Linked DNA regions of Homo sapiens: region 1 is linked to region 2. A link is a loop called in an ENCODE intact Hi-C map of the cell type or tissue named here. Cell type or tissue: endothelial cell of umbilical vein. All regions are shown on one strand. Links, peaks and the distances in the headings refer to the core of each region. The heading gives the core; the rest is flanking DNA.

Region 1 (2,907 bases), core at 210-2,709, 350 kb before region 2:
TCACGCCACTGCCCTCCAGCCTAGGTGACAGAACAAGATTCCATCTCAAAAACTAAAACTGAAAACATTCAATGACTGTCTCTTTTTTTGGCAATTGTCCTGTCTTCCTTTTAAGTGGTTTGAGGTGACTCTTTTTTATTTATTTATTTATTTATTTATTTATTTATTTATTTTTTATTTATTTTAACTTGCTTGCTCTAGGTCATCGTATTTCAGGAAGAAATCTCTGTGGATCCCTTTGGGGATGTGAATAAGTAAGCATGTGAATTGTTGAAATTTAGGCTGAACCATATGAAATTGACTTTTTATGGATCAAAAATACACGAATACAGCTTGGGCAACACTTCAGTGAGACCCCGTCTCTACAAAAAGTAAAAAAAATAAAAATAAATAAAAATAAAGCTTGAACCCAGCTCTTCCATCGACTTGGCATGGTAGTGTGCACCTGTAGTCCCAGCTACTCAGGAGGCTAATGTGGAAGGATGGCTTGAGTCCAGGAGTTCAAGGCTGCAGTGAACTGTGATCATGCCACTGCACTCCAGCCTGGGTGACAAAGCAAGCCTCTGTCTCAAAAAAAAAAAAAAAAAAAAAAAAAGCTGAGTATCAGCCAGTCGCAGTGGTTCACACCTGTAATCCTAGCACTTTAGGAAGCCAAAGTGGAAGGATAACTTGAGCCCAGGAGTTGGAGACCAGCCTGGGCAACATAGCAAGGTCCCATATCTTTTTTTTTTTTTTGAGACAGAGTTTCGCTCTTTTTGCCCAGGCTGGAGTGCAATGGCACAATCTCAGCTCACCGTAACCTCTGCCTCCGGGGTTCAAGCCATTCTCCTGCCTCAGCCTCCCGAGTAGCTGGGATTACAGTCGCCTGCCACCATGCCCGGCTAATTTTTTGTATTTTTAGTAGAGACGGGGTTTCATCATGTTGGCCAGGATGGTCTCGATCTCATGACCTCGTGATCTGCCCGCCTCGGCCTCCCAAAGTGCTGGGATTACAGGCGTCAGCCACCGCGCCTGGCCAAGTTCTCATATCTTAAAAAAATAATAAATAAATTAGCCTGGTGTGGTGGTGCTCCTGTAGTCCAGCTACTCGGGAGGCTGGGGTGGGAGAATCTAGCTCGGGAGTTAGAGGTTGCAGTGAGCTATGATCGCACCACTGCACTCCAGCCTGGGCAACAAAGTGAGACCCTGTCTCAAAGGAAAAAAAAAACAGCGAGAGAGAAAACAAGATTCCTTTAAGAGCTAATAAGGCCGGACACATGTAATTGATAAAGATCACGGACCCCTGTGGTTATTCAGCGCCAGCATGCTTTAGAAAGAGGCGTGTGAGGGAGTCATCCGTTCTTCTGGGTTCTCTCTCCTGCTTGCCGGGTGGGGTGCAGTGTCCACCCGGACCCAGCTCCAGAATCTCCGCTGAGCTACTTCTTTCTCCCCGTGGCCACTAGAGGGTGCGAGGACCGCAAGCAGGGGCTGAATCTGAGCCCAGCCGGGGTCAGGGCCCTGAGCTATGGCTGGTGATTTGGCGCTGGAAGGCCCTCCCTGCGCCCCTAGGGAAGGAACAACAGGCTCAGAAACCCAGGACTGCGGTGGACACCCCCACCTCTGAGCCAGCCGCACGTTCTGGAGTGCGTGGGTGCGATGGCAGTCCCCAGGAGTCCCGTGGGAATGAGCACACTGCTGGGGGGCGGGGGCTTTGCTCCCCGTCAGTTCTGCATTTCTGAGCCTTGATCCCACTGGCCCGTTGAAACCCTCTCGACCCCTCTTCAGACAGTCTGGCTGTGTCTGAAAGTGCACAGGTACATTATGGGCTAGAATAACCCTGTAATGGATCGGGCCGTGCTTCCTGTACAAGTCTTGGTTTTCACTTACTGTAAGTAATCCTGCTCCCTTTTCCGATGGGGTAAAAGGGAAGGAGCATAGCTATGAGTTCGCTTAAGCCAGCACAGCGGTGGGCAAGGGAGACAAAGCTGCGGCTGGGACCAACCAAGGCCTCTGAGAAATGATATCATGAACCCGGTGGGGAGGTGGCAGTGGGACGTGCACAGAGCTTGGGGCTCCAGATGCAGACCTGGGTTCAAACTCAGCTCCTCCATCCACCAGCAGGCTTAGGATCTCCCCTCTCAGAGCCTCCGTTTCTTCGTCTTGACGGTACAGGCTCACACCTGTAAGCCAAGGGCTTTGGGAGGCCAAGGCAGGAGGATTGCTTGAGGCCAAGAGTTCAAGACCAGCCTGGGCAACATAGTGAGAACCACACCCCCCCCCCGCCCCCACCCTTGTCTCTACAAAATATTTTAAAATTAGCCAGGTATGGTGGTGTGTGCCTGTCATCCCAGCTACTTAGGAGGCTGAGGGGGAGAACTGCTTGAGCCCAAGAGGTCCGCGGCTGAAGTGAGCTATGATCGCACCACTGCACTCTAGCCTGAGCGACAGAGCCAGATCCTGTCTCTAAAAAAAAGAAAAGAAAAAGTGGGGGTAATATGCAGGACAATGAGTGACTTGAATGAGACAATAGTTCCCCAGCACCCACCATGGTAGCCCTCAACTCATGGCCACTAAAATAGGACAGTGGCTTGGTTACGATGGTTGCAAAATAAATTCAGCTCCAACATGTAGTGGTTTGAAACGACCATGTCATTACGTCTCTGGTTCTGTGGGCGCACTGGGCTGAGATGAACCATTCCATTGCTGATCTCACTGGGGGTCTCTCACGCTGTCACAGCCTGACAGGCTAGAGTCCTCTGGAGGCTCCACAGGATGCTGGGAAGGCTGCCTCCTCTCACTCCCGCGCTGCTGCGGGGCACTGCCTCCACACGTGGCCTCCCCGACAGGGTTGCTGAGCTTCATGCACTGCATTTTGGGATTCCCAAAAGTACAAAAATGGATCTGCCCCAGTCCTCTTAAATCTTGGGT
Region 2 (2,907 bases), core at 137-2,636:
AAGCTCCAATCCACAAGGCTCCTGGATTCCTTCAGACAAACAATATTCACCCTGGGCAGGGGTCATGGAAAGAGCTCTGGGTTTCCAATGGAAAGACAGAACCGGTGTTAGATCCCACCTCTTGTTACTTCTTTGCTATTTTTATTTTTAGAGACAGAGTCTCGCTCTATTGCCCAGGCGGGAGTGCAGTGGTGCAGTCACAGTTCACTGTAACCTCAAACTCCTGGGCTCAAACAATTCTCTTGCCTTGGCCTCCTGAGTAGCTGGGACTACGGACACGTGCCACTGCACCCAGCTGATTGTTTTTCTTTTGGTAGAGACAGTCTTGGTATGTTGTCCAGGCTGGTCTTGAACTCCTGGACTCAAGTGATCTTCCCACCTCTGTCTCTCAAAGTATTGGGATTATAGGCGTGAGCCACCATGCCAAGCCCATTCTTGCTACTTCTGAGTCCTGTGACCTCAGACAGCCTCTGTAAAGATTCGAGCCTTAGCTTACGTGTCCCTAAAATGGGTACAGGAGGCTGGGCACAGTGGCTCATGCCTGTAATTCCAGCATTTTGAGAGGCCAAAGTGGGAGGATTGCTTGAGGCCGGGAGTTCGAAATCATCCTGGTCAATATAGTGAGACCCTGTCTCTACAAAAATATAATAATAATAGTGATAAAATAAAATAGAATAAAATAATATGAGTACAAAGTTGTTGGGCAGATAAATGAGATCAATTTTAAGTTCTTTTTTTTTTTTTTTTGAGACGGAGTCTCGCTGTGTCGCCCAGGCTGGAGTGCAGTGGCTCAATCTCGGCTCACTGCAAGCTCAGCCTCCTGGGTTCACGCCATTCTCCTCCTCAGCCTCCGCAGTAGCTGGGACTACAGGCGCCCGCCACCACGCCCGGCTAATATTTTGTGTTTTTAGTAGAGACGGGGTTTCACCATTTTAGCCAGGATGGTCTCGATCTCCTGACCTCGTGATCTGCCCGCCTTGGCCTCCCAAAGTGCTGGGATTACAGGTGTGAGCCACCGCGCCCGGCCAACGGTAAGTTCTTAATAAAGGCGGGTTTTATCTGAATTCGGGTTTGGGGCTAGCTGGGTACTGGCGGCTCTCAGAACTCACGTGCTGCTGTACAATGTATAGCAGGTTAGTTAGGGTCCCCCGAGAGTCACTGTAGACCCACACGTTGGCATGGCTGCCAGGACTGATGATTACCTTGGATTCCTTTCTGGCACGTCTGGCCCTGGATTCATGAGGCTGGGGCACCACCTTGTGGTGAGAATCCTGCCAGGGGCCAGCAGGGACGCAAGGTGCCTGACGGCCCTGCTTCCCTCAAGCCGCGGAACCTGGGGGAGGAGAACATGACATCCAGACCCTTTGGGAGACTTGAAGCCAAGACCAAACTCATCACCTGTCTTCCCCACTGGTCGGGCCAGAGTCCGGATCCCTGGTAGCTCTGGGTTTCCGTTCACTCATCCGCTCACCCACTCAGCACAGCTCCTCCTCCTCCTCCTCCTCCTCCTCCTCTTCCTCCTCCTCCTCCTCTTCCTCCTCCCCCTCCTCCCCCTCCTCCCCCTCCTCCTCCTCCTCCTCCTCCTCCTCCTCCTCCTCCTCCTCCTCCTCCAAGACTTGCCCACTTGCCGGCCCAATCTCCCCACCTGAAGCAGCGACCGCCCTCATTCACACTCTTCCAGCCCCCGATGGCTCTATTGTTCTTTCTAGTACTTACCAACACTGCCAAGGCTATAATTCTCAAACCATTAAAACATAATTATCTTAAAGTCAGTAGTGAGTATGTATTAAAAGTCTTATTTACTTTACTAATGAGGGCCTAGGCACAATGACAAAGCTGGCTCCAATGAGAATTCGAAAAACAGGGATTCTTCTAGGAAGTAGGAAAAATGAGGAGATAAAATTGCCATATTATGCTGGGCGCAGTGGGTCACACCTGTAATCCCAGCACTTTGGGAGGCCGAAGCAGGCGGATCACTTGAGGTCAGGAGTTCGAGACCAGCCTGGCCAACATGGTGAAACCCCCATCTCTACTAAAAAAAAATACAAAAATTAGCCAGGTGTGGTGGTGTGCGCTTGTAGTTCCAGCTTGGGAGGCTGAGGCACGAGAATTGCTTGAATCCAGAGGGCGGAGGCTGCAGTGAGCTGAGATCACACCACTGCACTCCAGCCTGGGCAACAGAGTGAGACTCCATCTCAAAACAAACAAACAAAAAAACAAAAACAAAAACAAAAACAGGCCATGTTACACATAAAGTCAGTTAATGTCCTACAGGGCAAAAATCACTGTACCCTTTGGGGTGATTTTCCTACTAGACAGAAGAGAAAAGCATCACATGATTTCAGTTCAACAGAAATGAAAAATGTGGCCAGATGTGGTGGCTCACACTTATAATCCTAGCATTTTGTGAGGCTGAGGTGGGAGGATGGCTTGTGCTCAGGAGTTTGAGACCAGCCTGGGCAACATAGTGAGACCCCGTCTCTACAAGAAATACAAAAAATTAGCTGGGTATGGTGACTTGTGCCTGTAATCCCAGCTACTTGGTGGGGCTGAGGTGGGAGGATCGCTTGAGCCCAGGAGGTCGAGGCTGCAGTGAGCCAAGACTGCGCCACTGCACTCCAGCCTGGGTAACAAGGTAAGACGCTGTCTGGAAAAAAAAAAAGCGAAGTCCTTGCGCCCTAATCAATTTAATCAATTGTATACACAAGTGCTGCACTGTCCTGATGGCTCTAGCATGCAGTCACCTTTTTGCCTCACTTGTAGCTTTTGGACTGTGGTTCTTTACACTACCTGACATTATATTTTGCATTTATTTGTTTATTGCAGGTTGCCTCCTCTAGAATGTAGGCTTCGTGAGGTCAGACAGGTGTAATGCCTGGCTCCCTGCTGCCTCCCAATACCTCATAA

Evidence for each region. Peaks named below come from ENCODE experiments on the same cell type or tissue, not always from the same donor. Only the 100,000 strongest peaks of a DNase experiment are listed, where the experiment ranks them.
Region 1: a loop joins it to region 2, with 10 times the contacts of the local background. A loop is called at or near these places in 19 of 110 quality-filtered maps.

The regions. Positions count from the first base shown.
Region 1 is chr16:9,007,486-9,010,392 of GRCh38, reverse strand. No RefSeq gene overlaps it. Among named protein-coding and RNA genes, the nearest start is that of USP7, 45 kb to the right of the region's middle. RefSeq lists enhancers at 1,278-1,327, 1,127-1,698. In endothelial cell of umbilical vein, for the core only: a CTCF peak has its summit at 1,458 (motif pointing right); a DNase peak (open chromatin) is centred at 1,432.
Region 2 is chr16:8,659,485-8,662,391 of GRCh38, reverse strand. It overlaps a transcript of METTL22 not described here. Among named protein-coding and RNA genes, the nearest start is that of ABAT, 14 kb to the left of the region's middle. In endothelial cell of umbilical vein, for the core only: a CTCF peak has its summit at 1,260 (motif pointing left); a DNase peak (open chromatin) is centred at 1,231.